Regions from separate parts of the Homo sapiens genome. Here region 1 is linked to region 2. A link is an interaction called in ENCODE POLR2A ChIA-PET data of the cell type or tissue named here. Cell type or tissue: GM12878. All regions are shown on one strand. Links, peaks and the distances in the headings refer to the core of each region. The heading gives the core; the rest is flanking DNA.

What was found. ChIA-PET counts read pairs that join two places held together with the same protein. Peaks named below come from ENCODE experiments on the same cell type or tissue, not always from the same donor. Only the 100,000 strongest peaks of a DNase experiment are listed, where the experiment ranks them.
Region 1: POLR2A ChIA-PET joins it to region 2 with 6 read pairs; 1 of 35 experiments calls an interaction of 5 or more read pairs at or near these places.

Annotation. Positions count from the first base shown.
Region 1 is chr1:224,736,051-224,743,106 of GRCh38, forward strand. CNIH3 (cornichon family AMPA receptor auxiliary protein 3) reads left to right here. Exons shown (of 6, transcript NM_152495.2): 6 at 3,279-4,504. The coding sequence ends at 3,306. Among named protein-coding and RNA genes, the nearest start is that of CNIH3-AS1, 9.0 kb to the left of the region's middle. RefSeq lists enhancers at 732-791, 1,142-1,191. In GM12878, for the core only: no CTCF peak of the experiment used is centred there; a DNase peak (open chromatin) is centred at 4,041; H3K4me3 peaks cover 707 bases; H3K27ac peaks cover 1,267 bases.
Region 2 is chr1:224,878,588-224,885,643 of GRCh38, forward strand. It overlaps LOC105373109 (a long non-coding RNA gene), which reads right to left. Exons shown (of 3, transcript XR_949207.2): 2 at 6,073-6,194; 3 at 5,201-5,663. Among named protein-coding and RNA genes, the nearest start is that of DNAH14, 48 kb to the right of the region's middle. In GM12878, for the core only: no CTCF peak of the experiment used is centred there; a DNase peak (open chromatin) is centred at 3,334.

The DNA of each region.
Region 1 (7,056 bases), core at 2,071-6,070, 140 kb before region 2:
AATTTTCCTGAATTCCAGCTATTAGTGTCACAGCTGTAAGTAGTACATCTTGAGTCCGATTTCAAAGACTGAACTCCTTTTTCCTTTTTCTTTTTTTGAGGGTATCACTCTGTCTCCCAGGCTAGACTACAATGGCAGGATCATAGCTTGCTGCAACCTTGAACTCCAGGCTCAAGGGATCCTCCTGCCTAAGCCTCCTGAGTAGCTGGAATTATAGGCATGTACCACCATGCTCGGCTAATTTTTGTATTTTTCTGTAGAGACAGGGTTTTGCTATGTTGCCCAGGCTGGTCTTGAACTCCTGGGCTCATGTGATCTACCCGCCTCAGCCTCCCAAAGTGCTGGGATTACAGGCGTGAGCCACCGTGCCCAGTAGCTCTTAACTGCTGGCTATCTTAGAAAACCTCTAGAAAAGTCTTCATCAAAGTGTGGGGTAAGGAAGGGAGGAAGGTGTGCTTTTTAAAAATGCAGATTCCTGGGCTTATAGCTACCTATTCAAACTTTCCAGGGCTGGGCTCTGCGTTTTAAACAAGCTCTCTGGACAATCTTGGTGCACACCTTGGTGGCTCTGGAGCATTCTACTTGGTTCTGCCTTCCCTCCCCTTTACATCCCCAGTGTCCGCAGACTCTGTGGGGTGCTCTGGGATGTTTACTGCTCCAGCCTGCAGGGAGCCTGACGGTCTTTGAAGCCTCCGGAGATTTCTACGGTGCCCAGTGGGTTCACCTAAGTCTTTCTGACTCCAAGTCTGAACTATTTAACAACCAAAGGCTTGTCAGATGGGTTTCTGTCTTGGGAGACCTACAGAGTGTGGACAAAGCCGCCGTGGGCTTAGGGACTTGCCACCTTGGAGGTTAGGTTTTTTCCCTGCAGTGTGCTCAACCCTGCTTTCTTTGTGGAGCCACAGACTTCCCCTTCTGCAGAGTCATGGGCTGAGTGGCCTGTCCCCAGAGACAGCACTGTCTCTCCTCTAAGCCAACAGAATGAGACCATTGTTTTCATTAGCTCCTGCCCCTTTAGCCTGGGATCCACCTCAGTGTGGATGAAGACAGAGGCGAGACTTTCCCTCATTTCAGTTTTGTTGCAGTAACTGCTGGAGCCGAGGCGTCGCAGGGAAGAAGCCATATGAGTTCACAGGGAGGGAAGCGGCTGTGCGTGCTCCGCTGCGGGGGTGGGAGGGGGTGGGGTAGGGAGGTCTTGGCAGCTCCTCTCGGTTAGATGGGTGTGATTGTTCTGTAACCGAGTGTGTTCCAGACAGTCTGTTTGACTGTTTGTCCTCTAATTCATTACTTCAGTTTGGCCCTGCCTTCATGATACATGTGTTAATCACTCTGTTTCTAAAACAAAATTGGAAACAGTTCCTGCAGCCTCACTGGGACCCTGGGTGGCCGCCACGGGCACCCACATTCTTTGTTGAATCTGGCCCCTTGGTGCTCTTTGGGGCTGCTTAAAAGACTCTGTTTCTCCCACCTTAGGAGCTGCCAGCCCCTCAGATCCGGAGCTGGTGGAGAGCACAGCAGCGTCAGCGCAGGCCACCGTGGGAGGGAGGGAAGGGGACTCGTGTATGCAGAGCCATGTCTGAACTGAGCTCAGGGCTAGAGACCCACACAACAGCGGGGAAGACGGGGTTGATAGTTTATAGTTTGAGCTCCCTGAGGGGCTCCTGAGGACTTCGGAGAGGTTAAGAAATGTGTCTCAGGTCCCTGCTAATAATTAGCAACATCTGGCTTCAGAGCCTGTGCTCTTTCTTCTATCCTGTTTGAACCGCATGGCACCCATCACCCCACTTCTCAGGTTGCCTTGTGGACCAGGTGATATTTGAGGGTTGTGTTAGAAGGGGACTAGCTAATGCAGATACTAATACTAGCTAGTGAGCCCAGTGTGAACAGTGTCTGCTCTGTAGAAAGATTTTTTTCCGACCTGAAGTAGTAGGACCACCCTCCTGCGTGGTTATTCTGGATCATGCCTGTTCCTCCTCAGGTTTATTTCTCTCCATCTATGTTATTTATGATTTACTTGTTCCTTGACACTGGAGACCATGTTGGTTTCATTCACCTCTGCGTCTGCAGTGTCCTGGCCCGTGCCTGGCACTCACTGAATCCTCGTGGTTTGTTGTTACAGCTTAGCTGTATGCTTCCTCAAGGCAGGAATTGGGGCTGCACACTCACCATTTTCCCCAGCACTGAGAATAGTGTCTGGCATAACGAATGAAAGTGAGTAAACAAAGGTATCCACTTGAGGCTTAGTACTGTTATGCAAAAAGCACTGGCTTTGGAGTTAGAATGTGGCTTCTCGCCCTGCTGTCACTCCTCATCTGGCCCTCAGCTTCCCCAAGTAGAGTAAGTCCCTCTTGCTCCAGGTCTGACCAGTGGTTCTCTGTGTACATGAGGTGTGTGAGGTTCCTGAAGATGGAACTTGAGCTACTCAGAGGAGCTCATTGGGCATCCACAGCTGCAAAGGGTTAGAAGTCAAACCTTTTCATTTCTTTCCTTTGGTTTTACTTCTTAGATGAATCTTTTTTTCTCACTATAATGTGAAAAGATAGTTGGTTTCTTTTTCTGCGAAATAGACAAAGAGGTATATTTTGGTGCAGATCATTCCTCAGCCTTGCAAAATTACCCTGAAGCCCTTACTAAGCGCACAGGGATACATGTCCCCTTCACCCCACTCTTAGTAGTATTGGGGCAATACTTTAGGTCACACACTTTTAATGCATGTTTAATTCCTGGAGTCCATTAAAAATAAGAGGGCCAGGGAGTTACCCAATCAAGAATTCATTGAGTTCTGGTGCCCAGAGGGCTTATGTTCCCACGCTGGCCTTTGCAGTAGTGATGATGATCTTTCCCCCAGCACTACCGTATTATCCAGCATCATCTGGGAGCCCCTGGACACAGCCATCATGCAAGCACATGGCAGCTGGTGGCATAAAGAATCCACTGCACCCCCACCTCCACCCCCAGACCTGCCCTGCAATTGCACAAAAAGGAAAACAACCATAATCATCATCCTGATGAGAATGATAATAGGCACTTAGAGCTTTCACATCTTTTATCCAAGGGATACAATATGCTCTCCCAAAAAATTTTTATTCCAGTGTTGTGGGAAGTAGAAGGGGCACAGTAGTGGAGTTGGCGAGATGCTGTAGTGACAGGAATGAGGGAGAAGCCAAGGGGTCTGGCCTCTGGAAGGTCCCTCTCCTGAGGGGCAGCCTGAGTCCTCTGTGGGCTTCTACTAACACCTTCCTCTCTTTTTTTTTTTTTTTTTTTTTTTTTGCATTCAGCATGATCTACACTTTAGTGAGCTCTTAACGCAAAGACCATGCACATCATCAGAGACTGAGATGGGAGAGGCCTGAGACGGAGAGGTGCATTTCTGCTGGTGACTGGAGGAGGGACCAGAATGAGGATACGTGAGAAATAGACCCGGCAGGCAGTCAGACTGAATGGGAGCTGGAATCACGCAGCAGCTGGGAGCCGAGTTAACCCTGCGTGTCTGTGTCACCCTGTTTGTCAATCTTTGGCATTCGAATTCCACACACGGGGTCCTAGAGCCCTTCTGAGCATCAGTGGTGTGGGGGAGTAGGTGACGAAACACTAGACCTCTCCTGAGAGAGAATTGCTGCTTCCTGAATCCACTTCATTGAACAGCACCTTGCAAGTTCAAATGAGTTCCTGGGAGCGGAGGCTGGAAGGCCACAAGGTGCTTGCTAAGGAACAGAATGACCCAGAGTCAAGGCCAAGTCTGCAGGGACCTGTTGAAAGCCTCGAGAATGTCTTGGCTGCCCAAGACTCTTGTTGCCTTTCTTCCAAGCCATGGCCATGCCCTTTTTCTCAAATGGGAGGGGCTGGAGGGTGTGTGGGATTTGTCTTCAGCTGCAACCAGCCTTGAGCCTGCTGGGCTATTTTCAGCTGAGGAGGGGTGAATATAGGAAAAATGCATTTTTGAAACGTTTGCAACATGATCAAGGTGTTAGTTCTCCACCACACAAGTTGTATTCTTCTTTTGCCACCTCAAACCATCACAGAGTCTTTAAATGCAAATCAATTGGTCAATGCTAGTCAAAGCTATGTTCTTACAAAAACCCCAGACAGCTCAGAGCTCAGAAAATCCTGTGGAGTGGCTGCTCTGTACCGTGGGCATCCGGCAGCCAGGAAGTGAGACAACATAATTATAACTTTGTTTTATGATGCTGCATCATTTGTACTGTTTAGGTCGACGTGAGGACATCATCTTATTTAGAATTTTCCGTTTGGCATTCTCTTTTGGGTGGGAGTTATGCTGGGGGTTGTAAATAATGACAAGGCTGAGATTTTTATGATGTTTAAATTGGGCACAATGATTTTGACCTTATTCCCCAAACTTCTTTTCTTTTCTACTGTTTAACATACACAGGCTATTTATACACGTCCCCAGCTCCCATCTGAAACCTGTGACTCAGGTTTATGAATGGTGTTTGTGTAGCAACACATTGTGTGCTATGTTTATTAAAATGCAGCGACAACTTGAGTGTCTCACTTAACTGGCTCTCTCATTTCAACCATTACAGCTGAATTTGTCTACATATGGTTGGAAAACTGATAGGAAGAAAAGGCAAATTTTCAAAAAGGCATCATGCTGCTAAAAATTCTGTGGAAAACAAAATGCAGACTTTTACTCTGAGGTTTATGGTATAAAACTGGAGAATTTGAGGTGATGATTTTGGGAGAAGGCTTCCTCTTGGCCAATGCCCTTTTTACCGACCAGGTAACTGTTGTTAGGGATAGAGTTACCTTTCGGCTGCTTGGGCCTGGCTTTGGCTTCATTCCTGAGAAGACTAGTGACCCTCATCCAGAGAGGCAAGCCTTGGATGGCAGGCTGCAGACGCTAATCTAATCGCACAGCCGTCCTGCAAATGCAACTGGATGTAGAAGGTGAATGGTCTGTGTTACTTCTCACCATGGAGCTGTTTTGTTTCTATACTCTGTCTTCTTTCAGAAAGATTTGTAGTGGCTCATAATAGGAGACACAAGTACACAAAGACCATTAAAATGGAAGTAGAAATGTCTTTTTTTTTTTTTTTTTTTTTGAGATAGGGTCTCACTCTGTCGCCCAGGCTGGAGTGCAGTAGTGCAGTCATGGCTCTCTGCAGCTTTGACCCTCCTGGGCTCAGGTGTTGCTCCCACCTCAGTCTCCCGAGTAGACTACAGGTGCACACCACCATGTCTGGCTAATTTTTGTATTTTTTGTAGAGATGGGGTTTTGCCATGTTGCCCAGGCTGGTCTCAAACTCTTGGACTCAAGCAATCTGCTCACCTTCACCTCCCGAAGTGCTGGGATTATAGGCTAAGCCACTGCCACTGGCCTGACAGCTCTTATGTTTATGAAAGAGAAACATCCAGATATTTCCCTCCGACAAGTTGTGATTGGGAAGTAATTCTCGTGATCTGTTGGGAGTTTCAGTGAATTTTCAGTTCCTGGGAGAAGCTAATCATGATGATAAAGATAAGAGTAAAGGGCACAGTTGATGGGGCACGTGCTGTGCGCCAGGCACTGTGTTAAATGCTCACGGGGTGACCTCACCCACCCCTCACAGTGATCATGCACAGCAGGTTAGCTGTTCTCGTCCCCACGTCACCCATGAGAGAACTAGGGAGCCTCAGGGAAGGTGAGTCTTCCCTAGGTGAAGTAGCGCAGAACAAGGCCTTGATGCTACGAAGAAGTGGCCAAATAATGACAGTTATAAACCAAGGCACCTGGCAGTGATCTAGATGCTTCATATGCTTTTCCCTGATCCTCATGACAGTACCACAAGGTGGATATGATCTCTCTTTTATAGATGAGGAAACTGAGAAGAGGAGTCACTTGCAGAGAGCCACAGCTAGCAACGGGTATGTCTAGCTGTAGCTGGGATTTAAACCCAAGTCCGCCTCTTCTCACATAATTTTGTTCTTATTGCCCAGTCTCTTATTGTGTATCCCACAGAAGTGACCAAAGGGAAGAAGAGAGGAAAAGCAGGAGAAACTCCTCTGTTTTCCAAAATACAAAGTGAATATTTTCCTTGAGAGACAAAAAGCTCACCTTTCCAAGCATGCGTCAAGGAGAGAGCTTCCCAGTGGGGCAGAGTCAGCTCCTGAAGATGGTGTTGGTGAACTGGTTCCCATTCTTTAGAGAGGTAGAGCTATAGGCCTGGTGTGGCTGTGCCCAAAGGGTCAGAGGGGAACCTGGAAGAGTCACTTAAAGCTCACTTTTCGCTTTGCTAAGGTGGAAGAATAATGGCACCTACCACACTGGCTTTCTATAAAGATTAGATGAGTTCATACCTGCAAGTAACAGAACAGTACCCTGCGTGTGGTCAGCACACTCACTGTAGAGGGCGAGTCTTCCCTGCCATCTGGGCCAATCCATTGTTGTGTTGCTATAAAGGAATACCCGAGCCTGGGTAATTTATGAAGAAAAGAGATTTACTTGGCTCACAGTTCTGCAGGCTGTACGAGCATGGCTCCTCCCTCTGCTGAGGGCCCCAGGAAGCTTCTAATCATGGTGGAAGACAAAGGGATAGCAGACTTGTCACATGGTAAAGAGCAAGAGAGAGAAGGGAGAGGTTTCAGATGCTTAAACAACCAGATCTCATGTGAACTGAGCGAGAGTGCACTCATCCCCAAGGGAATGGCGTTAAGCCATTCATGAGGGATCTGCCCCCACAATCCAGTCACCTCCTACCAGGCCCCACCTCCAACATTTGCAACCACATTTCAATATGAGATTTGGAGGGGACAAACATCCAGACTGTATCACCATCCTTACTATGCCCTGTGCCCATTCCAGGGCAAGCTCCCTCCCTTTGGGAGGACCATGAAGCCAACTGGCCACGTGGAACAGGAGTGAAGATTCCTGGATGCTGCCGCCCTCCCGAGGCCCCATTCCTGTCTATAGTATCCTGAATGGAGGTCAGGCTGGGACCCGACCCCTCTTTTCAGTGTCATGTTCTCTGCTAATAATGATAACCACTGCTGTCGAGTACTTGCCATGTGCTGGATGCTCTGCAAAGCACTTGACATATGTAGTCTCATTTAATCCCC
Region 2 (7,056 bases), core at 1,329-5,328:
GAGGTTGAAGCAGGACCACAAGGATGGGGATGGACATCACTGTGCCTCCTGGTGGCTGCACCCTTCCCAACCCTCGACACATATACAAACACTGGTCCAGCTCCCTGCAATGTCCTTGCTTTCTCCACCTGGGCAGATAAACTGACTCATTAGAGAAGAAGCTTAGGAGTTAAGGGCGCACATTTGAGCTCCAACTGCATGGATTCTATTTCTGGCTGGGTCACATATTAGCTGTGTTAACATTGGGCAAGTTTCTTAACTTCTCTGTGCCTCTGGTTTCTCACCTACAAATGTGATTTTTAAAAAACCCAACGATTGGCAGGGCACAGTGGCTCACGCCCGTAATCCCAGCACTTTGGGTGGCCAAAATGGGTGGGTCACTTGAGGTCAGGAGTTTGAGACCAGCCTGGCCAACATGGCGAAACGCCGTCTCTACTAAAAATACAAAAATTAGCCAGGCGTGGTGGCAGGCACCTGTAGTCCCAGCTACTGGAGGCTGAGTGGGGGGAATCTCTTGAACCCAGGAGGTGGAGGTTGCAGTGAGCTGAGATCGCAAAACTGCACTCCAGCCTGGGTGACAGAGCAAGACTCCATCTCAAAAAAAAAAAAAGATTTTTATCTCATGGCAGTGTGGTTAAGATAAAATGAGCTCCTAATCATAAAGCACTTAGGGTAATGCCCAATACAGAGCTGGCAATATGTGTTTGTTATTGTCACTTCCAATCCCAGCTCTAAAGCCCCTTCCTCTGTGAGGTTCATCAGTGTCCTGCAATGAATGGCCCCTCTGTTATCTCTTACCATTTGTATAGAAATTATCTGTCTATAGTAGTTCCTCTATCCACAGCTTTGCTTTCTGCAGTTTCAGTTACCCGCAGTCAACCACAGTATGAAAATACTAAGTGGAAAATTCCAGAAATGAACAATTCATAAATTTTAAATTGCACATCATTCTGAGCAGTATGATGAAATCTCATGCTGTCCTGCTCTGTCCTGGGCATCTCACTCCGTCCTGCCTGAGACATGAATCATTCCTTTGTCCAGCGTATCCAGCTGTCTCTACTCTCCACCGTTAATCACTTAGTAGCTGTCTCAGTTATCCGATTGATTGTCACTGTCTTGGGGTGTTTGTGGTCAAGTAACATTGTTAGCAATCAACAACAATCTTTCATTGTATTTTAAAGACTAGGATCTGATTCTTTCATATGTTGACAAAGGGCTTAGAAAGACAAAGACATTTCAATATTTCATTTTTTTTCCATTAAAACTTTGGCCTTACTTGTGGCATTTTCTTGCTGCAAATCCTATAAAATATTTAGTTTCCTAAGCACCTTGAAATTGAATCCTCATAAAGGAACTTCCGTCTGGAAATGTCAGGCATAATTTATTAACTCCTGTTTTTTGCATGTTGATTGTGATAGTACTGCAAATTCTGCAGCTCTGATTGGGAATGGACTGCAAATACAATATAGATATTGAAATAGACCAATTGCTTTCAAGGTAGAGGTAGAGGAAGTGGCTTGGAATCACTTTCAACTTTAGTGAATATGAGATCTGATGCACAGGATAATTTCAGCTCTCCAGGGCCTTAGCTGTTCCCTCTATCTGGTGTCCACCTGGCTAATGCCTTCACTCCTTGTAGGACTTTGCTCAAATCTAACATTATTTCACGTACAACCTATTTCATCCTCCTCAGGCACTCCTGACCTCCCCCACTTATGCTTTCTACTTTTGCTTTTTTCCAAACCATTTTAATACCTTCTATAGTCTACATAATTTATCTCCTTATGTTTATTATCTGTCTCACCCCAGTAGAATGTAAGCTCATGAGGGCAAGGACTTTTTGTTTTGTTTCAGGATGTAGCCCAAGTGCCTAGAGCATTTCCTGGCATGCAGTAGGTGCCCAATAAATATTGGTTGTATCAAAAGAAAAACTTATAACAAATTTAATTTAAAGATCAAATTGGCTTTTATTTACTATTTCAGAATCAGGCGACACTTCATTCTGAGACAGCCAAGTTAAAAGGGCTCCCCGGAGAATCTCCGACCTGTTTGCACACTGGGAAGATGGGGTGGAGCCTCAGGAAGTTTGTGCAGTTTGCAGGGTGAGGAGCCTGGCCTCTGCTGTTTCTGGGTGGTAACCAGGGATTCCATCTGTGAGGCGGGAAGCCTGCTAGCAGGATTCTCGCATTGCTGAGATTCCTTGTTTCCTTTTTTTCCTTTTCACCGAATAAACCCTGCCCTTCTCACCCTTCAAAGTGTCTGCAAGCCTAACCTTTCCTGGTCATGTGACAAGAACCCAGTTTTTCCTACAACAATTCTATAAAATAGAATGAATTTCCAATGAGCTGAGCAGAGGATGTTGGCTTTAGAGAGAGACAAGGGCTGAAGAAAGCAGATTGGTCATTTGTAAGTTACTTTCCATTTAGAATTTAAACAGAGGGGACTTTATTATACTGACACATATTGACCGGAATATCCTGGTTTTCTTTGGGAAACTGGCCTGTTTCAAGGTTCAGTTTGATTAAATGACACAGCACAAGTGACTCCATTCTGGTTTGGTTTGGTCTGCCGGTGCCTAGTGCAGGAGATAATCTAAAACAATGGCCTATGGTATTAGTTTGTTCTCGCACTACTATAAAGACATACCTGAGACTGGGTAATTTATGGAGAAAAGAAATTTAATTGACTTACAGTTCTGCAGGCTGTGCAGGAGGCATAGCTGGGGAGGCCTCGGGAAACTTACAATGATGGTGGAAGGCAAAGAGGAAGCAGGCACAATCTTCACATGGTAGAGCTGGAGAAAGAGAAGGGGGAAGTGCTACACACTTTTTTTTTTTTTTTGAAACAGGGTCTTACTCTGTTGCCCAGGCTGGAGTGTAGTGGCATGATCTTAGCTCACTGCAACCTCTGTTTCCTGGGTTCAAGCAATTCTCCAGCCTCACCCTCCCAAGTAGCTGAGACTACAAGCACGTGCTACCACACCCAGCTAATTTTTGTATTTTTTTGTAGGGACGAGGTTTTGCCATGTTGCCTAGGCTGGTCTCGAATTCCTGAGCTCAAAGTGGTTTGCCTGCCTTGGTCTCCCAAAGTGTTGGGATTATGCGCATGAGCCACTGCGCCTGGCCAGTGCTACACACTTTTAAACAACCAGATCTCATAAGAAGTCAGTCACTACCATGAGAACAGCAAAGGGGAAATCCACTCCCATGGTCCAATCACCACCCACCAGGTCCCTCCCACAACACTGGGGATTACAATTCAACACAAGATTTGGGTGGAGACACAAACACAAACCATATCACCTCCCATAAATTTTGTTTAACAATTCCCCTCTTTGGTCACTCTCACCTAGACCATTAGTGCTATTCTCAGTTACCATCACTTTGGGTTTCTGGTCTGAAAACATTATTTATAGGTTACAGTGTCCTCATTAACATACTTTTTTGGAGTTTTCTCAGAGCAAAGATAAATATCTAAGAGGGAAAAGCCACAGGGTTGGGTAGTGTAATGTTTTCACAATGTTTCTTTAATGCACAGAAGTTTTCTTAAGGCTGGCATGTACCCTAGTGTCAGAACTAACCCTTGCTGTGACTCAGCTTATCCTAACACAGGTTACTTATTTTTAGGTGGCAAGTGCTTTAAGCAATGTGTAGGTGCCTAACACTTGCCCAGCAGTCAAATTGTGGCTTTGGCCCTGAGATCCCTTGACCAACATAGCCAATGATATCTTCCTACATGGGCACACAAGAAAAATAAACGAAGAGGAAAGAAGTGAAATCGCTCAGAATTTCTGAGAGCCAGAGTTGCATACCTCCTGCAGTAACAGACACTTTTTGCAACTGCTGTCAGTTACCTTTAAAACTGCAGCTCTTGCCAGTTGCTCATCAGTCACCACAAATCCCAAAAGGTCATATGCTCTCTCAGTACAAACTAACCCTGGATTTGAAAGCCAAAAAGATTGGAGAATTTCAAGGGAGGGAGGCAACGCAAAAAAAAAAAAAAAGCGAGTCCAACCCTAGAAAAACTTATTTACAAACCTTGGGGGCTCATTGAGGAAGGCAGGGGACCTGAAAAGGGGTCAGCAGTGCCTGTCCTGCACTCCCCAAGGGGGCTCAGGAATCATCAGCAGTCTCCCTTGGTTCCTTTTGTGGTTGCCCAAAATGGTTAAAAGACAAAATTATAACAAATTTAGCTTAAAGATATAATTGACTTTTTAATTGTTTTTGAGGTGGAGTCTCACTCTGTTGCCCAGGCTGAAGTGCAGTGGCACAATCTCGGCTCACTGCAACCTCTGCCTCCCGGGTTCAAGTGATTCTCCTGCATTAGCCTCCCTAGTAGCTGGGGCTACAGGCACGCACCACTATGCCTAGCTAACTTTTGTGTTTTTAGTAGAGATGGGCTTTCACCATGTTGGCCAGGGTGATCTCGAACTCCTGACCTCAGGTAATTCACCTGCCCCGGCCTCCCAAAGTTCTGGGATTACAGGTGTGAGCCACTGCACCGGGCCAGCTTTTATTTGTGATTCTAGAATTCTCATTTTAGAAAATAGAATGAGTTCAAGGAGCTGAGCATATGAATGTGACTTTATAATAGACAGAAAAGGGCTGAAGAAGGCGGAAATATTGAACAAAGAGCAGATGTGTTGTTTCAAAGTTACTTTCTTTAAAAGGATAAAACAGAGGGGATTTCTTTATCACACTGTCTGGTTGACTGAAATCTCCTATATTTTTGGAAAACTGGCCCCTTTGAAAGTTCAGTTAGATTATGTGACACTTAGCAAAAATGACTCCATTCTGATTTGGTCTGGTCTGCTGAGGCCTCATGTCAGAGGCTAGGACAAAACAGTGAACTCCCATAAAATTTGTTGAATAATTATATCAACTGCCAGGTCCCCAGCAATCGCCGATATTACCGACTAATAAGGCAAGGCTGAGTTTATTGCTCACTGCAGTGAGGGAGGGCACCTTGACCGAGCTTGCATAGGGTCTTGAAGGGAGAAAGAAAGACAAATTTATTGAGAACTTGAAGTTTGGTTTAAGGCAAGTCTTTCAATGGAGGGAGGAAAGCTGTTGAGAATGTTTTAATATCTTTATCTGTTTCTATTTTCCTACACGAAAACATAAGGATTCTGATATAGGGAAAGAATAACTCCCCTAGGTTCTAAACTGGAATAGACCCCTGTTACAAAAGACAGATTAAATAAGAGGAAAACAAACAGAAGTGTATTAACATGTATATTTCATATATACATGGGAGACACCCAGAGAATGAGTAGTTTTCAAAGAGGTGCGTTAGAATTCCAGTTCAAACAGTACATTTTTAGGATGTGACAAGACAAAGGAAAAGGACGTTGAGTCTCTAAGGGCAGCAACTTGGAGGAAGGAAATGAGTGGCAATAAAGGCCAGTAAGTAAAGCTTGTTAATGTAGATTCTTCTGGTATCATCTCTAGGCCAATAAGGGTCCGAAGTTGTCTTTGGTAGTTAATATTTTTGCTCTTCCCAGTAGAAGGTGGGGCAGGATACCTTTTGTTTTTGTAAATCTATGTCCTGCTTTTAGGCAAATAGAGGGAGGGCAGAGAGCTTTCTTGCATCTGCTGCTTCTTCATTGCCTTCAGCTCAACAATCCTTCATATTTTCCTGTGGCATATTTCTGATCTCCCACACTGGATCAAGGAAAATTATTATTACTTATTATAGCCGTAACTGCTGCAGTTCCCCACACCCCAGTTATTCCCTCTTCTGAGGTGATGTGATGAGGGCCAGATGGCTGGGCTCTGTGTATAAAGGGGTCTTCTTGTACTACAAGAGAGGAACCCTGAAATTATCCATCTGGCAGTTTACATAGGATGGCTTGCCCAGCAGGTTTTCTGAGAGAAAAAAAAAAAAAATCTCTGCTATAAAGAAAATCTCCTTGGAAAGAGAAGGGGAAGAGCCCTTTGGAATGTAAATACATGTCTCTGGGGAAAGATAAGACAAGCTTGGCAGAGTTTACAACCTTGGAATGGCTCCATGTCTGGGTTTTATTCTCCTTTGAATCTGGTTCTTACTCTCCTTTGAAATGTAAACACATACCTCCATGGAAGTACCTCCAGGGAGATAAATCTTTCAGGAGTTCTCCGGTGATCCAATTACCCTTTAACTTCCAAGATTTGTCCTTTAACCCAGATTCCAGTAAAATTTACTCAAGAAGAAGCCTAACAATGCAGAAACATGAAAATGTTTACTTCCTGACATGACCTTGATTAGGACTTGATAAGGATCATGATCTAACAGTTATGGAAATAAATGAAGGCCACTCAAAGGAGACGAGGCAAAGGCTATTTATTTGGAGCTTACTATAGCAAGGAAATCAGCCACCATCACTTGCAGTTGGCATTGACTCAAAGGAAGGCAGAGGAGTGGGAACACTTTATATTGGGAAAAAGGGCATTCATGCATGCCCTGATTGGAGGCTGTTGGCAATGGGAGGTTAAATGCAGATTGATCAAAATTGGGGCATTCCATTGATTGGTTAGGGGTGCATATTTAGCTTTCTCCAGTTGGTCCTAAGTTGGAAGCAGGGACAAAAATGAGGTAAGTTGGCAGTTATTAATAAGTCCTGGCTGTTTGGGGTCAATTGTGACAGGGTTATTTTTTGGCTCCTCGGACTGTTTGTAGAGATAGTGGTCTAATTTCTTATGTATTAGTCTGTTCTCATACTGCTAATAAAGACATACCCGGGACGGGGTAATTTATAAAGAAAAAGAGGTTTAATGGACTCACAATCATGGCAGAAGGTGAAAGAGGAGCAAAGGCATGTCTTACATGGTGGCAGGCAAGAGAGCATGTGCAGGGTGTAAGGTCCTCTGAGCTGGCTGCACCATGGTCAAGCCATCGTGACATTCCCCTGCCCTTGTGATAATGTACTTTGTGATATTCCCAGTCCTTGTGAATGTACTTTGTAACATCCTCCCCGCCCTTGTGAATGTACTTTGTAACATCCTCTCTGCCCTTGAGAATGTACTTTGTAACATCCATCCCCTGCCTGCAAAAAATTGCTCCTAAATCTACCACCTA